3 separate regions of the Homo sapiens genome follow, and regions 2 and 3 are each linked to region 1. Evidence: chromatin loops called from intact Hi-C (ENCODE). Cell type or tissue: endothelial cell of umbilical vein. All regions are shown on one strand.

Region 1 (8,000 bases):
TCTTTTCTTCAAAAGGGCAGATTGGTTCCCTGGAAAAAAACCCTAGTGGAAAAGTAAGAAGGCATGAGAAGCCAGAGCTGCCCATCCTTCCCACATTCTCATGCCTAGAAGTCATTCCATCCTAGCTTGAAATTCCGATATGCTCCTACACACTCGAGAAAACTACACACACAACACTTCCATGAAATGCCATAGTAAGTCCTGTGTCAGCTAGACACAAAAGCAGACTTGGGCCAAACTGCCTGTTGGGTAAAGGGTAATAGTTTCATTTTTCAAGGAAACTTACACCCTGAAAAATGTGACTCTCGTCCAGGTGCGGTGCCTCATGCCTGTAATCCCAGCACTTTGGGAGGCCGAGGCGGGTGGATCATGAGGTCAGGAGAACGAGACCATCCTAGCTAACACGGTGAAACCCCATCTCTACTAAAAATACAAAAAATTAGCCAGATGTGGTGGTGGGCATCTATAGTCCCAGCTACTCAGGAGGCTGAGGCAGGAGAATGGTGTGAACCCAGGAGGCGGAGCTTGCAGTGAGCCGAGATCGTGCCACTGCACTCTAGCCTGGGTGACAGAGCAAGACTCCGTCTCAAAAAAAAAAAAAGTGACTCTCTATCTGCCCATAGTAGTAACACTCATGAAGCTTATGTAGCATTTCCTAAGGTACACAAACCAGGGCTGAATTCTAAAACAGCATTCTGGCTGGGCACAGTGGCTCATGCCTGTAATCCCAATACTTTGGGAGGCCAAGGCGGGCAAATCACTTGAGGTCAGGAATTTGAGACCAGCCTGGCCAACATTATGAAACCCCATCTCTACTAAAAATAGAAAAATTATGGGAGGCTGAGGCAGAGAATTACTTGAACCCAGGAGACAGAAGTTGCAGTGAGTCGAGACCACAGGCACTGCACTCCAGCCTGGGAGACAGAGTGAGATTCTGTCTCAAAAACAAAAACAAACAAACAAACAAAAATTAGCCAGGTCTGGCAGTATGTGCTTGTGGTCCCAGATACTTGGGAGGCTGAGGCAAGAGAATCACTTGAACCTGGGAGGTGAAGGTTGCAGTGAGCTAAGATTGCACCACTGCACTCCAGCCTGGGTGACGGAACAAGATTCTGTCTCAAAAATAAATAAATAAATAAATAAATAATAAAACAGCATTCTGTTCTGTGGTTCACTTCAATTCCTCCTAAAAGAACCAGCTGCATGCCTGCTCAGGCTCAGCTCACTGGACGCTTGTGTTGTGGAGGGTGACCTAAAGCAGAATCTCTGAAAAAGAGCATCAACAAAGACTTACCACGGGACAAATAAATGGCTGCCATTCTCTGAAGCTGATGGTGTGATGATGTGCATCCCTTCCTTGATGCCAAGATCACCTCAGGCCAGCTTATGAATCTAGGTGGATAGAGGCAATCTCCATTCCTCTTTGTACAGGGTTATTTGCGGTCCTGTTCATATCAATCATCAAACAACAAGCATGAAACATCAGTCATCAAACATTATGCCTGAGCTTTGTCTCTGCAGGTGACAGATGTGAAGGCCACCAAAAATTGCCCACTCAGTACCGTCACTCAGTAACAAAAGTATTAATAACAGTAACTGACATTTACTGAGGACTGATATGTCAGAAGTAGCTCTAGTAGCTTTATATATACATGCTCAGTTAATTATCATAGCCATCCTTCCCAGTAGCTATCATTACCTCTATCTATCTATATCTATCTATATTTATCTATCTATATCTATCTATCTATATATCTATCTATATCTATCTATCTATATCTATCCTATCTATCTATCTATCTATCTATCGAGACAGGGTCTCACTCTGTTGCCCAGGTTGAAATCCAATGGCACTAACACAACTCTCTGTAGCCTAGACTTCCCGGGCTCAAGTGATCCTCCCACTTCAGCCTCCTGAATAGCTGGGACCATAGGTGCGTATCATCACTCATTATTATTATTATTATTTTGAGACAGAGTCTCACTCTGTTGCCCAGGCTGGAATGCAGTGGCATGATCTCAACTCATTGCAACCTCTGCCTCCCAGGTGCAAGCGATTATCAGGCCTCAGCCTCCCGAGTAGCTGGGATTTCAGGTATGCACTACCATGCCTGGCTAATTTTTGCATTTTTAGTAGAGACGCAGTTTCGCCATATTGGCCAGGCTGGTCTTGAACTCCTGGCCTTAAGTGATTCTCCCACTTCAGCCCCCCAACTAGCTGGGACTACAGGTGCACACCACTGGGTCCGGCTAATTTTTTGTAGTTTTAGTAGAGACAAGTTTTCACCAGATTGCCTAGGCTAGTCTCAAACTCCTGGGCTCAAACAATCCTCCTGACTTGGCCTCCCAAAGTGCTGGGATAATAAGCATAAGCCACGATGCCTGGCCCATTACTTCTATTTAATACTGAAAAAAACCTACACTCAAACAACCCTAGTAGTCGGTCTGATACTTGTCCCTAGAGCCTGATCTCCTGTATATGGTGTTACCCCCCCGCCATATGACCAGAAGACAGTGCAGACCTGCACAGAACAATTCAGTAGTCACCAGCCACGTGTGTTATTGATAACTTCATTACGTACCTAAGATGACTTAAGAACAAAATCTAAAATTTTCAAAAGTCGGCCGGGTGCAGTGGCTCACACCTATAATCCCAGCACTTTGGGGGACCGAGGCAGACAGATCACCTAAGGTCAGGAGTTCAAGACCAGCCTGGCCAACATGGCAAAACCATCTCTACTAAAGATAGAAAAAGTAGCCGGGCGTGGTGGCACTTGCCTGTAATCCCAGGTACTCGGAAGGCTGAGGCAGGAGAACTGCTTGACCCTGGAGGCAGAGGTTGCAGAGGTTGCAGTGAGCCGAGAGAGCGCGCAGCCTCTCCGAACTGGACGCACAGGGAGGACTGATAGTCCCTGGAGAAGCGAGTGAAGTGAAGCGGATCTGAGAGGCTCCTAGGCGACAGCGCGCAATCATTCCTTTGCCGCCCCCTGCTATCCCCGGGACCGCCAAGGAGGTGGAACTCACCACAGCCTGGGCAGACTCCACCACCATAAAGGCGAAACCGCACTGACGGAGAGGAGCCAGCGCCGGAAAAGATGGCGGTGGTGCGCTGACGTCACTTCCGCTTCAACACTCTGGCCGGGCGAGGCTCGTGGGCTCCAGTTTCAGCCACGTAGGACCGGGTAGAACACAGAAATTCTAGTTTCCTCTCGGGTGGGTGCAGAAAGGGCCTGGGGTTGGCTCAGGGAGGGGGATGCAGAACTAGGTCCAGAGAAAAAGGTGAGGTTAGAACCGGGCCTCCAGACGGAACTGTGGGCGAGGGGAGGGGCTCGTACTCGGGGGGTGATTTAGAGGAGGGACCCGGCCTAGCCGGTGGTTCAGGTGGCCGGTCGGGCTGGAAGGGCGGGGATGAGGGATGGGACGCATCCCCGGGGGATGCTCCTCCAAAGCTTTTATCGGGCGAGCGCAGTGGCTCACGCCTGTAATTCCTGCACTTTGGGAGGCTAAGGTAGGTAAATAGCTTGAGTCTGCTGGGAATGGGTGCTCGCTTGGTGTCACAAAATCAACACTGAGACAAAGGATCTCAGCAAGGCTAGTTTTACTTTCTGCAGAATGGGTGCCACTGGCTGGCAGTCTTGCCACCAGAGCACACATTAACAAAGGAGACAGGGTTTTTTTAAACTTGAAGTGTCCATCCTTCTGCTGTGTCCAGCTTCCATTGGCTGGAACGGGACCTCACCTTCCTGTACTTCACTGGATTGGCTAGCAACTTAGAACTTCCCAAAAGAGGCAATGGCAGAGGAGAACAAAGGAAGAGAGGAAGTAACTTGTGGACTGTTGAGAGAGGCAAAAACACTTCTAAATAGGGAAAGGAATAGGCCATGACCTAATAGTTGCTTGGACCAGTTCAGGCATGCCAGGGCAAATATCTAGGCTAAAATGTGGGAGCTAAAAACAGAGTCTATTGATTTCTTTATTACGGCTGGCAGAATTTAACAATATTACCACAGGTCTTTGAGAAAATTTGGCTTCTAAGAGGGATTACTATTTATTTCAATCAGACTGGGAGGAAAGTCCCTTTGAAGAGGAACCTGTATTTATTTCATTTTCTACAAGTCCAAGAGTTTGAGACCAGCCTGGGCAAAGTAGCAAGACCCTGTCTCTCTCTCTCTCTCTCTCTCTATATATATATATATAAACATATATGTATAAATACATATAAATATATAAATATATAAAAAATATATAAATATACATGTTCAAAATGCTTGTTCCCTGGTGCCATAAAGAAATTAGCACTTGAACATAAATTTAATTTACTCAGCAAGGCCATTTTTACTTCCTGCAGAAACGGTATACTCACCAGCAGTTTTGCCACGAGAGTACACCAAACAAAGGAGATAGGGTCATTTATAACCTGATGCTTCCAACCTACTGCTGTGTCCAGTTTCCACTGGCTGGAATGGGACCTCACGTTCTGGCTAGCAACTTATAACTTTTTAAAAGAGGCAAGGGTAGAGGAGAACAAAGGAAGGAGGAAGTAACTTGTGGAATGCTGAGAAGGGTCAAAACATCTTCAAATAAGGAAAAAGAACAGGCTATGCCCTAATGCTTGCCTGGACCAGTACAAGCATGCCAGGGCAAATATGTAGACTAAACTGTGGGAGCTAAGAATATAAAGTACATTGATTTCTTTATCACGGCTCACAGATACTTGAGAATGTTAGCACAGGTCTTTGAATAAATTTTGCTTCTAAGAGAAGTTACTATTTATTCCTAATTAAATGTGAAGGAACGTCTTTGAAGAGGAACCTCTGCTTTACTTTTTAGATATAAATATAAAGCTTGTTTGTATGCCTCTCCTCATGTTCCTAGAGCCTTTCCATGATTCTTCCATATTGATAAAGCTGCCAATGAATGGCATGGTCTATCCCTTCCATTCAGTCAGAGTTTCTGTAGGCCTTTTTTTCTTCATTCTTTATTTTTTAGAACCTGCTGATTCCATTGGGTTTTCTTTTTCTTTCTTGCTTGCTTGCTTGCTTGCGACAGATCTCACTGGATCAGACCAGGCTGGAGTGCAGTGGTGTGATCTCAGCTCACCGCAACCTCCACCTCCCAGGTTCAAGCAATTCTCCTGCCTCAGCCTCTGGAGTAGCTGGGATTACAGGCGCCTGCCACCACGCCCAGCTAATTTTTGTATTTTTAGTAGAGAACGATTTCACCAGGTTGGCCAGGCTGATCTCGAACTCCTGGCCTAAAATATCTGCCAGGCCAAGATGGTAGGATCGTTTAAGGCCAGGAGTTTAAGACAAGCCTGGGCTACACAGCAAAACCCCATCTCTCTATATATATATAAAAAAAATTTAAATTAAAAAATGTTTTGTTTTGTTTTGTTTTTTTGAGACATAGTTTCGCTCTGCCACCCAGACTGGAGTGCAGTGGTGCGATCTTCACTCACTGCAAACTCTGCCTCCTGGGTTCAAGCCATTCTTCTGCCTCAGCCTCCTGAGTAGTTGGGACTACAGGCATGTGCCACTGCGCCCAACTAATTTTTGCATTTTTAATACAGACATGGTTTCATCATATTGACCCAGCTGGTCTCAAAGTCCTGACCTCGTGATCCATCCACCTGGTCCTCCCAAAGAGCTGGGATTACAGGCATGAGCCACTGCCCCAGCCAAAAATATGTATTTCTGTTGTTATTTTTCTGATCTTACCACATGGGCCAGGAACACATTTCCTACGTTGTAAAATAGCACTGATACCAGACATTCTCCCCAAGATTATTCAGAAATGTAACATACTCCCAATAAAAATACCAAAAGTTTTTTTCTGGAGTTAAGTACATTGATACTGAAGTTTATGTGGAGGAACAAACATCTGATAATAACCAAGAAAACAAAAACAAAAGCAATGATGAGCAGCAGATATTAAAACATACTATTGACAGTTTTCATGCAAGGCAAAGAATTACATTATTTTAAAATAAAAATAAAGTCCGGGCACAGTGGCTCACGCCTGTAATCCCAGCAATTTGGGAGGCCGAGGCAGGCAAATTACCTGAAGTCGGGGGTTTGATACCAGCCTGGCTAACATGGTGAAACCCTGTCTCTACTAGAAGTACAAAAATTAGCAAGCGTGGTGGCACATGCTTGTAATCCCAGCTACTTGGGAGGCTGAGGCAGGAGAGTTGCTTGAGCCTGGGAGATGAAGGTTGCAGTGAGCCGAGATTGTGCCACTGAATTGCAGCCTGGCTGACAGAGTGAGACTCTGTCTAAAAAATTAATTAATTAATTAATTTAAAAAACATACTATAAAGCCTCTATAATTAAAACTATGTGGTACTAGCACGTGAAACAGAAACTAATAAAATATCAAAAAATAGACCCATGAACATGTAGAAATTTGGTTCATAAATGTATTTTGCCAGATGCGGTGGCTCATGCCTGTATCCTAGCAATTTGGGAGACTGAGGCAGGAGGATCACTTGAGGTCAGGAGTTCAAAACCAGCCTGCCCAACATGGTGAAACCCCATCTCTATTAAAAATACAAAAACATAGCCGGGTTCGGTGGCTCATGCCTGTAATCCCAGAACTTTGGGAAGCCGAGGCAGCCGGATCATGAGGTCAGGAGTTCGAGACTAGTCTGACCAACATGGTGAAATCCCATCTCTACTAAAAATACAAAAATTAGCTGGGTGTGGTGATGCATGCCTGTAATCTCAGCTACTCAGGAGGCTGAGGCAGGAGAATTGCTTGAACCCAGAAGGCGGAGGTTGCAGTAAGCTGAGATCGCACCACTGCACTCCAGCCTGGGCAACAGAGTGAGACTCTGTCTCAAAAAAGAAAAAAAATTTAGCCAAGCATGGCCGAGCATGCTGGCTCATGCCTGTAATCCCAGCACTTTGGGAGGCTGAGGCAGGCAGATCACGACGTCACGAGATCGAGACCATCCTGGCCAACTTGGTGAAACCCCGTCTCTACTAAAAATAGAAAAATTAGCTGGCATGGTGGCGGGTGCCTGTAATCCCAGCTACTCAGGAGGCCGAAGTAGGAGAATCGCTTGAACCCAGGAGGCGGAGGTTGCAGTGAGCCAAGATCGCTCCCCTGCACTCCAGCCTGGCGATAGAGCGAGACTCCGTCTAAAAAAAAAAAAAAAAAAATTAGCCAAGCGTTGTGGTGGGCGCCTGTAAGCCCAGCTACTCGGGTGGCTGAGGCAAGAGAATTGCTCAAACCTGGGAGGCAGAGGTTGCAGTGAGCCGAGATCACGCCATTTCACTCCAGCCTGGCGACACAGCGAGACTCTGTCTCAAAAAAAAAAAAAAAAAAAAAAAAAAAAGCCGGGTGCATTGGCTGATGCCTATAATTCCAGCACTTTTGGAGGCAGAGGCGGGTGGATCACCTGAGGTCACGAGTTAGAGACCATCCTGACCAACATGAAGAAACCCCGTCTCTGCTAAAAATACAAAATTAGCTGGGCATGGTGGCACATGCTTATAATCCCAGGTACTCAGGAAGCTGAGGCAGGAGAACCGCTTGAACCCAGGAGGCGGAGGTTGGGGTGAGTGGAGATCGTGCCATTGCATTCCAGCCAGGGCAACAAGAGAGAAACACCGTCTAAAAAAAAAAAGTGGCATTTCAGATAAATGGGGCAAAAAATGCCATTTGTAACAAATGGAAGGTCTAAGATAGCTGGTTAGCCATCTGAGAAAAGATGAAATTAAATCCATACTTCACAGCATATACAAGAATAAACTCCAAGTGGACTAGGGATCTAAGTGTAAAAAATAAAACCACACACGTATTTAGGGTGTTTAAGTGATTTCTTGGCTGAGTAAGGAAAAAGATGTTACCACAAGGCGGCAGTAGCACACAAGCTTCATTTGGGATGTGCTTTGACAGGTTAGCAGTGGGGGAGGTAGCAAACAGCAAGAGAATATCCACAGGCTTCTACCTGTGGGTCGCTGCTCAGAAAGGGTGGAAAGGAAGAAAGACTCTCA
Region 2 (8,000 bases), 420 kb before region 1:
AGAGTATAAAGAAAGAAGAGATTAACTCAAATTTCACATTGGAGGTTACCTGTGCCGTAGGGCTGGGGTGCCTGGAACCATAGAAGGATGCACGGCTTCGAAGATTGTGCTTTTTTTTTCTTGTTTGTTTGTTTTGTTTTGTTTTTGTTTGTTTGTTTTTTGAAAGTGAGTCTTGCTCTGTCACCCAGGCTGGAGTGCAGTGGTGCAATCTTGGCTCACTCCAACCTCTGCCTCCTGAGTTCAAATGATTCTCATACCTTACCCTCCCAAGTAGGTGAGATTACAGGTGTGTGCCACCACGCCCGGCTAATCTTTGTATTTTTAGTAGAGGCGGGGTTTCACCATGTTAGCCAGGCTGGTCTCGAACTCCTGACCTCAAGTGATCAGCCCACCTCGGCCTCCCAAAATGCTGGGATTACAGGCATGAGCCATCGAGCCTGGCCCAAAGATTGTTTTTTGTTTTGTTTTGTTTTTTGAGATGGAGTCTCGCTGTGTCACCCAGGCTGGAGTGGCACGATCTTGGCTCACTGCAGCCTCCGCCTCCCAGGTTCAAGTGATTCTCTTGCCTCAGCCTCCCGGGTAGCTGGCATTACAGGCAGGCCCTACTGCGCCTGGCTAGTTTTTGTATTAGAGACGAAGTTTCACCGTGTTTGTCAGGCTGGACTCAAACTCCTGACCTCAAGTGATCCTGAGCCTCAGCCTCCTAAAGTCCTTCGATTACAGGCATGAGCCACCACGCCCGGCCCAAAGATTGGTTTTATTGCATTTGTTAAACTGTGGGATAGGTACTTGGGTATTTCATTATTGTTCTTTTTTTTTTTTAAGTACATACATATTATGTACATTCCCTTGATTTCTTGGAACATTTCACAAAAAAATTATATACACAGAATAAAATAAATATTTAAAGCCAAAAATCTCTGGAAATACTGAGAAAAAAAGAGAGAAAGAGACAGAAAGAAGAGGGGAAGGTAAACATTATTGCTTAGACAGAAACACATTTTAGACTTTCACATCTTTCTAGCCTCACATAAAGTAATGCAAAAGTGTTCTTAAAATTGCATTACTCACGCCTGTAATCCCAGAATTTTGGGAGGCCGAGGCGGGCAGATCATGAGGTCAGGAGTTCGAGATCAGCCTGACCAACATGAAACCCCGTCTCTACTAAAAACACAAAAAATTAGCCGGGCATGGTGGCACCCGCCTGTAATCCCAACTACTCAGGAGGCTGAGGCAAGAGAATCTCTTGAGTCTAGGAGGCGGAGGTTGCAGTGAACCAAGATTACGCCACTGCACTCTAGCCTGGGCGACAGAGCAAGACTCTATCTCAAGAAAAAAAACACTTTTATTAATGCTCAAACATCCACAGGTGCCTTGCGCACTACAGACAACTTGTAGTCACTGATGGCTTTGATTATGCGCATTTAACTAAACCTTATTTATCAAAACTCTGAGTCCACCTAAGCAAGGACAGGAGTTGAATATTAAATGAATTTCAAAAGAAAACCCACATATTTGAGGGAGACTTTGCTTCCACAGGAAAGTGAAGTCAGAAACCATGAAGACAATGAAAACACTAGAACAGAACTGGAATGTGAAAATGTCTGCTTATGAACTGTCAACTTTAATTTATCTTTGAAATAACGTGGTCCTAGGTCTTACAGAATATTTCTAAATATTGTAAATCAAAGGAATTTGTAGCATTGAATTAGAATGAAATAAGGCATATTTGAATGTCTTTGGTTTCTTTTAATTACAAAGATTTCTTTTCTTAAATGGGGAAAGATATTTCTTTACTTTTTGTGTGTGTGTGTAAGACAAGGTCTCACTCTGTCATCCAGACTGGAGTGCAATGGTGTGAACTTGGCTCACTGTAACCTCCACCTCTGGGCTCAAGTGATCCTCCCACCTCAGCCTCCCAAGTAGTTGAGACCATAGGCACATGCCACCACGCCAGCTAATTTTTGTATTTTTAGTAGAGACGGGGTTTTGCCATGTTGTCCAGGCTGGTCTCAAACTCCTCAGCTTAAGTGATCCTCCCGCCTTGGCTTCCCAAAGTGCTGGGATGACAGGCATGAGCCACTGCGCCTAGCCAATATTTCTTATTTTATATTTTTACTGAAAAGAGTACGCTGTATTTTAATGTGATCATGAATTTTCTCAAATGTTCTTGCTCTTCTCACTTTGTTCAGTCAAGGGTCTCTAAGGTAAGTGTCTACAGAATCAGGTGACTAACACACCAATCAATTACAAAAGGACTTGTAGCAAATTGGGTTTTACGGACACAAAGATGGGAAAAACAGTGGGGACTGCTTGATGGGGGAGGGTGGGGGTTTATGGGGTGGAAGTCTATCTATCCAGTACTAAGCCCACTACCTTGGTGTTGGGATCATTGCTGCACCAAACCTTTACCGACACATTATTTACTCATGTAACAAGCCTGCATATGTATTCTGTGAGTCTAAAATAAAAAAAAAGAAAATTAGGGTTTTCAAAACTGAGAAATATGGCTGAGGGTATATGATCCTCAAATGTGAAAACATTAATTGTAAATTGCTTGTATCCAAAATATAGACACAGTGCTGGGTGCTGATTTTGTCCTTTCCTTTTTTCCAATTCTCTTTTTCTCAATTGTGTCCAAGATACACAGAGCCAGAGAATCTCACAGGTGTCTTAGAATTCCTGCTCCTGGGACTCCCAGATGATCCAGAACTGCAGCCCGTCCTCTTTGGGCTGTTCCTGTCCATGTACCTGGTCATGGTGCTGGGGAACCTGCTCATCATTCTGGCCGTCAGCTCTGACTCCCATCTCCACAGCCCCATGTACTTCTTCCTCTCCAACCTGTCCTTGGCTGACATCGGTTTTGCCTCTACTACTGTCCCCAAGATGATTGTGGACATCCAGGCTCATAGTAGACTCATCTCTTACGTGGGCTGCCTGACTCAGATGTCTTTTTTGATCTTTTTCGCATGTATGGAAAGTCTGCTCCTGATTGTGATGGCCTATGACCGGTTCGTGGCCATCTGTCACCCCCTGCACTACCAAGTCATCATGAGCCCACGACTCTGTGGCTTCTTAGTTTTGGTGTCTTTTTTTCTTAGCCTTTTGGACTCTCAGCTGCACAATTTGATTGTGTTACAACTTACCTGCTTCAACGATGTGGAAATCTCTAATTTTTTTCTGTGACCCTTCTTAACTTCTCAAGCTGGCCTGTTCTGACACCTCCATTAATAACATGGTTGTATATTTTATTGGTGCCATATTTGGTTTTCTCCCTCTCTTAGGGATCCTTTTCTCTTACTATAAAATTGTTTCCTCCATTCTGAGAGTTCTCTCTTCAGGTGGGAAGTATAAAGCCTTCTCCACCTGCAGCTCTCACCTGTCAGTTGTTTGCTTACTTTATGGAACAGCCCTTGGAGGGTACCTCAGTTCAGCTGTGTCCCTTTCCTCCAGGAAGGGTGCAGTGGCCTCAGTAATGTACATGGTGGTCACCCCCATGCTGAACCCCTTCATCTACAGCCTGAGAAACAGGGACATTCAAAGTGCCCTGCAGAGGCTGCACGGCAGAATAATGTAATCTCCTTATCTGTTGCATCTTTTTTGTAGTATTGGTTGGAAAAGGCAGAGCTTTGATACAAAATATCAAGACCTTTAAATCCTTCCCCCTTGGTTACATTATATTTATTGCTTGATAGGTTCAATTCCTCTCCATGTTTCATATGTGAATGTGGGCGGCAAGCCACCAGGGGCCGAGGCAAGAGACCGAGGGCACGAGCTGTTCCAGCATAATAAAGAAAATATATAAAATAAGAATAGTTATACTAGATATAGATCATAGATATGATTATATATGAACATCATTAATCATTAGTTTGTAGCAATTACTCTTTAGTCCAATATTAATCTTCACTCTACAATCATAACCTAGGAAAAACCAGGCCATACAGAGATAGGAGCTAAAGGGACATGGTGAGAACTGACCAGAAGACAAGTGTGAGCCCTCTGTTATGCCCGGACAGGGCCACTAGAGGGCTCCATGGTCTAGCGGTAACGCCAGTGCCTGGGAAGGAGCCCCGTTACCTTGCGGATCTTGGTCTAGCAGTAGGGTCAGTGCCTAGAAAAAGCACTCCTTACTCAGCTGACCGGGAAAAGGAGTCTCTCTTTTCCCGGGGGAGTTTAGAGAAGACTCTACTCCTCCACCTCTTGTGGAGGGTCTGACATCAGTCAGGCCTGCCTGCAGTTATGCGGAGGCCTGTTTCCCTGTGATGCTGTGCTTCAGCGGTCACGCTCCTGTTTCACTTTTATGTTCCACCCTGTACAACTGGCTCTGCCTTCTAGACAGCAGTAGCAGAATTAGTGAAAGTACTAAAAGTCTCCGAAATGCAGAAATAATGGTGTAAGCTGTCCTCTCTCTCTCCGCCTCGGCTGCCAAACAGGGAAGGGCCCCCTGTCCAGTGGACACGTGACTTGTGTGACCTTACCTATCATTGGAGATGGCTCACACTCCTTACCCTGCCCCCTTGTCTTGTATCCGAAAAATAACAGTGCAGCCAGGCATTTGGGCCACTACCGGTCTCCGCGCCTTGGTGGTGGTGGTCCCCCCGGGCCCAGCTGTCTTTTCTTCTCTTTGTCTTGTGTCTTTATTTCTACAATCTCTTGTCTCCACACACGGGGAGAAAGACCCACAGACCCTGTAGGGCTGGTCCCTACATGTGAATATTGTTTCCATTGTTTTGTCTTTAATTGGAATGTGAAGGTATTCTGGAATTCTTTGTTTATTGCAAAAATTCGTGGCTGAATCCAGTATACCTGGACAGCCTCCTTTAGTTTCCGAGCAATGACCCTGGTATCTAGGTGAAATCACAACCCTGTTTTTATATATAAGAAGTCCTTGCTTAAAGTCAATAGCATCTTGGAAACTGCAACCTTAAGGAAATGATATACAGCAGGTCCTCAAGTAAAATTGTTTTGTTCAAAGTCCATTAGTTATATTGTTGATAAGGAAAAACACACGGTTTCATTATAAATCATTTCACTTAAATCACAGTTTCCAAAAACATATTGAGGGTGTTAATTGAGGACTTACTGTATTTCAAATTTAAGTTAATTTTCACAGTTCGTGTGGAAATTATTTACATATTACATCTGTAAAATCACTTTAAGCAGGCTATGTGTGACGAACTTGTTCACGAGCCCTCAACCTTGGCTTTTATTGACCTCACCTGGGGAGCTTACAAATGATGATGGCTGGGCTCTCTTACCCAGAGATTTTGATTTACTTGAACCTGTGTGGGTCTGAGAGGTTTTAAAAGCACCAGTGATAGTTCAGACGATGAAGTTCTTCAAGGGATCAAGCTCAAATGGGTAAGCTACTAAAGAGCTGATTGCAGCACTAGACAATGTAATTTTCTTCAACTGTCTTCTTCAAATTCATTATCCTTCAGCAATATACAGATTGTCATTATGCTGGGAATTTTTAGTAAGCACTTGGAATTTGTTGAAAATGTTGATTTATATACGTATAGATTTTCTTCGGATTTCACTCTTGTGCGTACTGAAAGGGAAAATAGAAAAGGATAACATGGTAACAACATCCCTAAAACTTCACATGCTATAACTGATTTTTAAAAATTTGTTTAGTTTTCTTTCTTTTTTTATGAAGTGTGGGGTAGGTACACAAAGTTATACTATTCAGCCTTTAAGAAATGAAAGTGAGTCATTTGCAGCAACATGGATTTAAGTGAAATAAGCCAGGCATGAAAAGACAAATATGGCATGTTCCCACTCATACCTATGAGCTAAAACAGTGAATCTTGTGAAGGTACAAGGTAGAATGGTAATTACTAGAGGCTGGTAAGGGAAGGAAGGAGTGGAGCATGAAAAGATGTTTACAGGGTACAAAAATGCAGTTAGATAGAAGAAATAAGTTCCAGCGTTTCCTAATACAGTAGGGGAATTCTAGTTAGTGGTAATTGATTGCATATTTCAAAGTAGCTAGGAGAGAAGATTTGTATTGTTCTCATTATTCTGGTTTCTAAGCCATTGTCTTTCTGTTCCCTTCCCGCCTTTCTCTACTCAGCTCTTTCATGCTAGGTTGGGGCTCTTGAAGTTATTGCTCTGTTTTCCATCTGGTGTTCTTGTTACAGACTTTCATGAACACTGAATTTTACTACACTGAAATTCGGTATACTTTGCGACCACCTTCTAGTATACCCCTATGCCTGCCTCAGTGTTTAGAGGCTGCTGCCTTCAGTTACTGTCTCTGTTACCACATTGTGTCCTTTAGCCTTTGTCCTGCAGTAACAATCAAGCCAACTCCCTCTGTTCAATTCTCTTCATAATAAGTAGATTAGTTATTCAAAATAACTAGATTAGTTTCTATTTTTTTTTTTTTTTGAGATGGAGTCTCCCTCTGTCACCCAGGCTGGAGTGCGGTGGCATGATCCCGACTCACTGCAACCTCCACCTCCCAGGTTCAAGCAATTCTCCTGACTCAGCCTCCCGCGTAGCTAGGATTACAAGGACCGCCCACCACGCCTAGCTAATTTTTGTAATTTTAGTGGAGACGGGGTTTTGCCATGTTGGCCAGGCTCGTCTGGAACTTCCGACCTCAGGTGATCCACCTGCCTCGGCCTCCCAAAGTGCTGGGATTACAGGCATGAGCCGCGTGCCCAGCCCTGGTTTCTATTCCTGACCTAACCTTGACTGAGGAACAAAAGTATGTTGGAGTTGTCTGCAAGGGGAATATTTTAAAAATGTGCTGATGAAATAAAGCTGCTTTTAAAACATATGTCTTTGTGAAGAGAGTCCAACTGAAGTTTAAGTGGCAGTGCCCTATTTCCGGTTGCTGTGTGACTCTAGTGATGTCTAGGGATTGTTAAATCACCAGTTTCATCATAAATAATTTCAGGGTTTTCTTCTTTTACTTTACACTGAGCTACCAAAAGTCCATGTCACCAGCAAACATGAACTCTCCTTTATTTCACATAAATGATAGTCAAAGAATTTGATAAGTGGGACATTAATGCTGCCTTTTTTTTTTTTTTTTTTTGAGACAGAGTCTTGCTCTGTTGCCCAGGCTGGAATGCAATGGCATGATCTTGGTTCACTGCAACCTCCGCCTCCTGGGCTCAAGTGATTCTCCTGCCTCAGCCTCCCAAGTAGCTGGGACTACAGGCACACACCACCATGCTCAGCTAATTTTTGTATTTTTAGTAGAGATGGGGTTTTGCCATGTTGTCCAGGCTGGTCTCGAACTCCTGACCTCAAGTGAGCCACCCACCTCGGCCTCCCAAAGTGCTAGGACTACAGGCGTGAGGCACTGTGCCTGGCCTAATGCTGCTTTTTGATGTCACATGGTGGACTCTCCCCACTGGTAATGCTTTGTTGTTGGCACTTTTATTTTAATATTTAGAAGAGTGCTATGATGGATTAATACCTTGTGATGGGAAATGTTTGGATTGTTTGGATGGTTCACAGTAGCCAACCAAAAGCGATGTGACAAACTTCAATCGGGATAGAATATACAGATGGTAGAAAAAATGTGGGATTTATGGACCCTTCATCACTCATATATTGGGCTCTTAAACGTGGGACTTTTGATAACTCAGAGGTCCTTTCTGAACCCCATGTTCCTCAGCAGCAAATTAATTGCAGTAGTCTTTTCTTCCAAGGCCATGCAATGATTTTATATCATGGTGCCATTAACCAGTCAAATGTTAGTTTCCCTTGAAATGATAGCCCCTATTATTACATTGAGGAAGTTAATTTTAGGGCCTGGCATGGTGGCTCATACCTGTAATCCCAGCACTTTGGGAGGCTGATTTGGCAGGAAAGTTTAAGGCAGGTGTTTGAGACCAGACTTGGCTACATAGTGAGACCCTGTCACTACATTTTTAAAAAATTTAAAAGAAGTTAATTTTAAATGGGTATTCTCAGAATATACAAGTAACTGGATATTACAAACTGTGACCTTGAGTATAAAACAAAACATTTCTTTT
Region 3 (8,000 bases), 490 kb before region 1:
AGCCTTTTTTTTTTTTAATAAGTGACTCCATTTTGATTCTGACAATTTTAACAATATATATACCAAGTACAGTCAGCCTTCCATATCTGCCAGTACCACATTCATGGACTCAACCAACTGTGGATCAAAAATATTAAAAATATTAAAGAAAATTTTAAAAATATTAAATAAGAATATTACAAAAATACAATATTAAGTAATACAACTATTTACATAGGATTAACATTATGCTAGGTAATATAAGTAATCTAGAAATGATTTAAAGTATAGGCGACCTGGGCACAGTGGCTCACACTGCTTAATCCCAGCACTTTGGAAGGCTGAGGCAGAAGGATTGTTTGAGGCCAGGAGTTTGAGGCTGCAGTGAGTTATAATCACACCACTGTAGTTCAACCTCGGCAACAGAGCAAGGCTCTCTCTAAAAAAGAAATTAATCATTTAATATTAAAATTAAAAATTAATTACTTGATTTTTAAATTGTAAATAAATTACTTAATTTTTAAATTAAAAATAAATTAGCTAGCTGGGCATGGTGGCTCATGCCTGTAATCCCAGCACTTTGGGAGGCTGAGGCGGGCAGATTACCTGAGGTCAGGAGTTCAAGGCCCGCCTGGCCAACATGGTGAAACTCTGTCTCTACTAAAAATACAAAAATGAGCCAGGCACAGTAGCAGGCGCCTGTAATCCCAGCTATTCAGGAGGCTGAGGCAGGAGAATCGCTTGAGCCCCAGAGGTGGAGGTTGCAGTAAGCCGAAATTGAGCCACTGCACTCTAGACTGGGCGACAGAGCAAGACTCTGTCTCAATAAATAAATAAATAAATAAATAAATAAATAAGTTTTTAAATTTTTAATTAAATTTAATTTTTTTTAAAAAAAGACTTAGTATTGGATAGACCAGTAGGGTGACTATAGTTCAAAATAATCCATTGTATATTTCAAAATACCTAGAAGAGAACAATTGGAATGGTTGGAGCATAAAGATAAGACAAATATTTAAGGTGATGGATATCTAAAGTAACAAATCCTTGCAGATTATACAAATGTATTACACTATCACATGCATCCTGAAACAATGTACATCTCTTATGCATTGATACAAAAATTTAAAAAAAGCCAGGTGTGGTGGCATGCACCTGCAGTCTCAGCTACTCGTCAGGCTGAGTCCAGAGGATCGCTTTAGCCCAGGAATTCGAGGCAGCAGTGAGCTGTGATCACACCACTGCACTCCAGCCTGGGCAACAAAGTGAGAGACTGTCTCAAAAATCAATTAGTCAGTCAATCAATCCAAAAAGAACTCAAGTCCACGTGGTCCGATTCCAAAACTATCACCCTGAACCATCTGATCTCTGGTCTCATGTATTCAAAGACATTGGTCAGGTGGGGCACAGTGGCTCATGCCTGTAATCCCAGCACTTTGGGAGGCTGAGACGGGCAGATCACCTGAGGTCAGGAGTTCGAGACCATCCTGGCCAATGTGGTGAAACCCCGTCTCTATTAAAAATAGAAAAATTAGCTGGGCTTGGTGGCACGTGCCTGTAATCCCAGCTACTCCGGAGGCTGAAGCAGGAGAATCGCTTGAACCCAGGAGGCGGAGGTTGCAGTGAGCCAAGATTGCGTCACTACACTCCAGTCTGGTCAACAGAGCGAGACTCCATCTCAAAAAACAAACAAACAAACAAAAACAAAAACAAAAACAGAAAACCCCAAAGACATTAGTCAGGCTTTCAAGACTTCTCATTACTTCTTTCTCCCTGACATATCCCAGCAGTGTAAGCCCAAGAAGCTGAGACATCAATGGAAAGATGGTATCCTAGATATTAGTTTCCTCAAAGCCTTCAACATGTCCTTGTTTCTCAGGCTGTAAATGAGTGGGTTCAGCATGGGGGTGACCACGGTATACATCACTGATGCTATTGCACCCTTCCTGGAGGAGTGGGTAGCCCCAGAACTAAGGTACACCCCAAACCCTGTTCCATAAAACAAGGAAACAACGATTAAATGTGACCCGCAGATGGAAAAAGCTTTATACTTTCCACCAGCTGATGGAATTTTCATGACAGAGGAGACAATTCGTGTGTAAGAGAAAATGATCCCAGAGAGAGGAACAACACCTAACAGGCTGGTCACCAAATACACCAGGATGTTATTGATGAGGACATCAGAACAGGCGAGCTTGAGAATATGAGCTAGTTCACAGAAAAAGTGGGGAATTTCCAGGTCTATGCAGAAGGTCAGCTGTAGCACCATCAACGTGTGCAGCAGAGCATCCAGGACACTAACGATGAAGGACAGCAGAAGCAGCAGCCCACAGAGTTTGGGGTTCATGATGACATTGTACCTCAGTGGGTGACAGATGGCCACAAATCGATCATAGGCCATCATGACCAGAATTCCATTTTCCAATCCAACAAAAACCAGGACAAAGCAGATTTGGGTGAGGCAGCCTGTGTAATTGATGGATTGAGCCTGTGCCTGGATGTTCACCAGCATCTTGGGCATCGTGGTGGAGGTGAAACAGATGTCGACCAAGGACAGGATAGAGAGGAGGAAGTACATGGGGGTGTGGAGGTGGGAGTCAGAGTTGACGGCCAGGATGATGAGCAGGTTCCCCAGCATTGTGGCCAGGTACATGGACAGGAACAGCATGAAGAGGATGGGCTGCAGCTCCGGATCCCCTGACAATCCCAAGAGAAAGAATTCTGGAGTGTCTGAGAAGTTTCCTGCTTTCATGTTGTTGATGAGTCTTGATCTTGTCAATATTATCAAAACCAAACCAGTTATAAGTTATAGACCTTTTTTCCTTCCTTCCTTCCTTCTTTCTTTCTTTCTTCCTTCCTTCCTTCCTTTCTTTTTCTTTCTTTCTTTCTTTCTTTCTTTCTCTCTCTCCCTCTCTCTCTTTCTCTTTCTCTCTCTTTCTTTCTTTCTCTCTCTCCCTCCGTCTTTCTTTCTTTCTCTTTCTTTCTTTCTTCTTACTTTCTTTTTCTTTCCCTCCCTCCCTCTCTCCCTCCTCTTTCTTTTTCTCTTTCTCTTTCTTTCTTTTCTCTTTCCTTCTTTCTTTCTTTCTCCTTTTTCTTTCTTTCTTCCTTTCCTTTCTTTCTCTTTCTTTCTCTCTCTCCCTCCCTCCTTCCCTCCCTCTCTCCCTCCTCTTTTTCTCCTTCCTTCCTTCCCTCCTTCCCCCCTCTCTTTCTTTCTCTCTCTTTTCCTTCCTTCCTTCCTTTCTCTCTCTCTCTCTCTTTCTTTCCTTCCTTCCTTCCTTCCTCCCTTCCTTCCCTCCTTCTTTCTTTCCTTCTTTCTTCTTTGCAGGGTCTCTCTCTCTCTGTCATCCATGCTGGAGTGCAGTGGCATGATCATAGCTCACTGTAGCCTCATCCCCCTGGGCTCAAGCAATCCTCCTCTCTCAGCCTCCCAAATAGCTGGGATGACAGGCATGAACCCCCATGCCCAGCCTGTTCTTTACTTCCTTCCTAGGTACCCTATCAGTGTCTTTCTCACCCACCAATTTCCCTTTCTCATTACAGTTTGTGAAAATAAAAATTAAGCCCTCTTTATCTAGCAGCATAAGCCCCTCCCACTATTTTTATTTGCCTTCATCTGTCTTTCATTTGTATCACAGATAATGTTAATAAAGAAAATTTTAACAGTAAGCCATGCATCAGACCCTCTTTCCATTATTTTTTTCTTTTCTTTTTTTTTTTGAGATGGAGTCTCGCTCTGCTACCCAGGCTGGAGTGCAGTGGTGGGATCTCAGCTCACTGCAACCTCTTCCTCCAGGGTTTGAGTGATCCTCCTGCCTCAGCCTCCCAAGTAGCTGGAACTACAGGTGTGTGCCAACACACCTGGCTGATTTTTATACTTTTAACAGAGATAGGGTTTCACCATGTTGGCCAGGCTGGTCTTGAACTCCTGACTTGAAGTGATCCACCCGCCTCAGCCTCCTAAAGTGCTGGGATTACAGGCTTGAGCCACTGCACCCACTCTTCCTATTATTACTGGTGCAGCCCCTGGTTCAGGCAACCCCTGAGCCTTGGCACTGATTCCTGGAGGAGTCCTGTGTGAGTCAGCGCCAAACCTTTCCTGTTCCTTCTGGCTTATCCAGATTCTTGAGAAATTGATTCTGGGGCCCCCAAAGCAGGAAGTAAAGAATTGATGTATGCCGGCAATGTCAAAACATCAGCCTGCTGTTCTCATAAACCCATAAGTTAAGGAAATTCTGTAATGATGACTCAGGAGTTGGGGCAAACATATTATAGAATCACAGCATGTGAACAGTTGAATGGTGCAGTGAGCCCATCTCAGCCCTTTGCTTCACAAATTGAGTTCCTGGCCAGACACAGCGGCTCACACCTATAATCCCAGCACTTTGGGAGGCTGAGGCAGAAGGGTCGCTTGAGGCCAGGAGTTTGAGACCAGCCTGAACAAAGTAGCAAGACCCATCTATAGTAAACATTTTTTAAAAATTAAATTAAATTAAAAATTAGCCAGGCACGGTGGTACGTGTCTGTAGTCCCAGCAACTTGGGAGGCTGAGTTGGGAGGATCACTTGAACCCAGGAGTTGGAAGCTGCAGTGAGCTTTCATAGGGTCACTGCATGCCAGCCTGGGCAACAGAGCAAGACTCTGCCTCTTAAAACAAATACACAAACAAGCTGGGCGCGGCGGCTCAAGCCTGTAATCCCAGAACTTTGGAAGGCTGAGGCAGGCGGTTCACGAGGTCAGGAGATCAAAACCATCCTGGCTAACATGGTGAAACCCCGTCTCTACTAAAAATACAAAAAATTAGCCGGACGTGGTGGTGGGTGCCTGTAGCCCCAGCTACTCAGGAGGCTGAGGCAGGAGAATGGCGTGAACCCGGGAGGTGGAGCTTGCAGTGATCCGAGATCCTGCCACTGCACTCCAGCCTGGGCGACAGAGCGAAACTCTGTCTCAAACAAACAAACAAAAAACCAAATACACAAACAAAAACAAAATTCAGGCCCCCAACCGGGAGCTGGCTTTTACTGGAGAAAGACAAATGATTATAAAAGCTTCAACCATTGGTGCATAAAACTTGGACTCAGACAGTTGTCAGTTCCGTCATGTATGCCTCAATTGTGACATGGATCCGTGACATGAGAAGGTCCCTGAACCTCTCTGAGCAGACTCAAGTTTCTCACTTCTCCGATGGGAACTGGTATAAAAATGTGCATGGGGTGTTGCAGGGATGAAAAATGAATAGATGTTAGGATAGGTGTATCCTAGCACAGTGCTCAGGGGTCCTGCAATAACCTTTTATTTATTTATTTTGAGATGGAGTCTCGCTCTGTGGCTCAGGCTGGAGTGCAGTGGCACGATCTTGGCTCACTGCAACCTCTGCCTCCCGGGTTCAAGCGATTCTCCTGCCTCAGCCTCCTGAGTAGCTGGGATTATAGGTGTGCACCACCATGCCCAGCTACTTTTTGTATTTTTGGTAGAGACGTGATTTCACCATGTTGACCAGGCTGGTCTCAAACTCCTGACCCCAGGTGATCTGCCCACCTTGGCCTCCCAAAGTTCTGGGATTACAGGCGTGAGCCACCACGCCTGGCCTGCAATGACCTTTCCTATCATTTTTGTTTCTAGCTGTGGACAATGCTTGATGCCTCAGGGACATGGGGGTGAGATGGGGTGCAAAAGGAAGAAGCAGGGAAGATATCCCAAGAATAATGTCAGGCCGGGTGCGGTGGCTCACACCTGTAATCCCAGCACTTTGGGAGGCCGAGGCGGGCAGATGACCTGAGGTCAGGAGTTTGAGACCAGCCTGGCTGACATGGTGAAACCCCGTCTCTACTAAAAAAATTTAAAAATTAGCCAGGTGTGGTGATGCATGCCTGTAATCCCAGCTACTTGGAGACTAAGGCAAGAGGATTGCTTGAACCTGGGAGGTGCAGGTTGCAGTGAGCTGAGATCACGCCACTTCACTCCAGCTTGGGTGATAGAGTGAGACTCCATCTCAAAAAAAAAAAAAAAAAAAAAAAGAAGAAGAATGTCTTAGGGCTGAGCAAAGAAGGCATGTGCTCAAAATCCCACTGAGGGTTCTCCTAGTGTAATAAGGTACAGAAAAGAAAGAACTGGGCTTGACACAGTGGCTCAAGCCTGTAATCCCAGCACTTTGGAAGGCCGAGGTGGGAGGATCACTTGAGCCCAGGAGTTTGAGACCAGCCTGGGTTGTGTGTCTGTACTCTATCTAGCCTGGGTGACAGAGCAAGATGCTGTCTCAGAGAAAAGAAAAAGAAAAAAGAAAAAGCCAGGCGCAGTGGCTCGCGCCTGTAATCCTAGCATTTTGGGAGGTAGAGGCAGGCAGATCACTTCAGCCCAGGAGTTAGAGACCAGCCTGGGCAACATGGTGAAACCCCATCTCTACAAAAAATACAAAAACTAGTCAGGCATGGTGGCATGCACCTATAGTCCTAGCTACTCAGGAGGCTGAGGTAGGAGGATCACCTGAGCTCAGGAGGTCGAGGTTGTTGTGAGCCGTGATTGAGCCACTGTACTCCAGTCTGGGTGACAGAGTGAGATCCTGTCTCAAAATAAAGTAAGAAAGAAAGAAGCTAAACAAACATCAGTATGGGGATAGATACACAAATTATGGCACTATTATTACATGTAATAATAGTGTTAAACTAAGCATAGTGAATGCCCACCAATTTCAGAGAGTGGTGGTCCCCAGGAAGGGAAGGAGAGGAATAAAAACAAATCAAGAGGACTTCATGTTTAAGTGTTATACTTTATTGTTATTATTATTATATTTAGTATTTTAAATCTATTTTTAAAATTAAAAAAAATTTTTTTTTTTTGCAGAGATGAGCTCTTGCTATGTTGCCCAGGCTATGTTGCTATGTTGCCCATGCCTGTAAGCCCAAAGTGCTAGGATTACAGGCATGAACCACCACATCTGGCCTGTTTTGGGGTTTTAAAAGAGAAACCGAAAGACTGGAAATGTAAGTGAGTGGGTCTCAACTTCCTCTTCTGGAGTTTCTCACTGTCAAGAGATGGGGACAAGAGTCAAGTTATTTAAGGGTGAAATCTGGCAACAGACATGGTGAAGATTGAAAAGCCAGACACATCTCATCAAAGCCCCATCTGCAGTCAAAAGAATGAGGAAAACCATGGGGCCAGGCATGGTGGCTCATGTCTGTAATTCCAGCACTTTGGGAGGCCAAAGTGGGCGGATCACGAGGTCAAGAGATCAAGACCATCCTGGCCAACTTGGTGAAACCCCATCTCTACTAAAAATACAAAAGTTAGCCAGGCATGGTGGTGGGCGCCTGTAATCCCAGCTACTCAAAAGGCTGAGGCAGGAGAATCGCTGGAACCCAGGAGGCGGAGGTTGCAGTGAACTGAGATGGAGCCACTGCACTCCAGCCTGGTGACAGAGCGAGACTCCTTCTCAAAAAATAAAAAAAAGAATGTGGAAAACCAGAGAACTGTAGATTCCTTTTGTTTATTTGTTTGTTTTATGAGACAGAGTCTTGCTCTGTCACCAGGCTGGAATGCAGTGGTGCCATCTCAGCTCACTGCAACCTCTGCCTCCCGGGTTCAAGCGATTCTCCTGCCTCAGCCTCCTGAGTAGCTGGGATTACAGGTGCATGCCACCATGCCCGGCTAAATTTTTGTATTTTTAGTAGAGATGGGGTTTCACCATGTTGGCCAGGCTGGTCTTGAACTCCTGACCTCAGGTGATTGATCCGCCTTGGTTCCCAAAGTGCTGGGACTACATGCGTGAGCCACCGCACTTGGCCAGATTCCTTTTTGAAGGGACTAATTCATACTTAGGTAGGGAAGGAGTCCCTAGGATTTAGAAGACAGAATGAGAGCTGAAAATAATGAAATCTGATTATAAATTGTAAGAAAACAGGGGAAGTAAATATATCATGAAAAGGGTCACCGATTAGTTTGGAATCTCACTTATAACAATTCTGCTGAATTGTCTCTTACTTTATGGTTGTCCTCCAGATAAGATGGGAGAAAAAATAAAATAAAAA

The links. A loop is a pair of places that touch in the nucleus more often than their neighbours do. Peaks named below come from ENCODE experiments on the same cell type or tissue, not always from the same donor. Only the 100,000 strongest peaks of a DNase experiment are listed, where the experiment ranks them.
Region 2: a loop joins it to region 1, with 10 times the contacts of the local background. A loop is called at or near these places in 10 of 110 quality-filtered maps.
Region 3: a loop joins it to region 1, with 9 times the contacts of the local background. A loop is called at or near these places in 11 of 110 quality-filtered maps.

The regions. Positions count from the first base shown.
Region 1 is chr19:9,618,138-9,626,137 of GRCh38, forward strand. It overlaps ZNF561 (zinc finger protein 561), which reads right to left and starts at 3,095. Exons shown (of 6, transcript NM_152289.3): 1 at 3,025-3,095; 2 at 1,295-1,445; 3 at 1-42. The coding sequence starts at 1,319. ZNF561-AS1 (ZNF561 antisense RNA 1) reads left to right here and starts at 3,345. Exons shown (of 4, transcript NR_122038.1): 1 at 3,345-3,508. RefSeq lists enhancers at 2,274-2,856, 3,005-3,424. In endothelial cell of umbilical vein, a CTCF peak has its summit at 7,851 (motif pointing right); DNase peaks (open chromatin) are centred at 3,094, 3,754 and 7,824; H3K4me3 peaks cover 1,571 bases; H3K27ac peaks cover 1,832 bases.
Region 2 is chr19:9,201,659-9,209,658 of GRCh38, forward strand. It overlaps the pseudogene OR7E25P and a transcript of OR7E24 not described here. Among named protein-coding and RNA genes, the nearest start is that of OR7D4, 14 kb to the right of the region's middle. In endothelial cell of umbilical vein, a CTCF peak has its summit at 4,028 (motif pointing right); a DNase peak (open chromatin) is centred at 4,073.
Region 3 is chr19:9,124,220-9,132,219 of GRCh38, forward strand. It overlaps OR7G3 (olfactory receptor family 7 subfamily G member 3), which reads right to left and starts at 2,731. Exons shown (of 1, transcript NM_001001958.1): 1 at 1,793-2,731. The coding sequence starts at 2,731. The coding sequence ends at 1,793. In endothelial cell of umbilical vein, no CTCF peak of the experiment used is centred here; a DNase peak (open chromatin) is centred at 4,132; H3K27ac peaks cover 897 bases.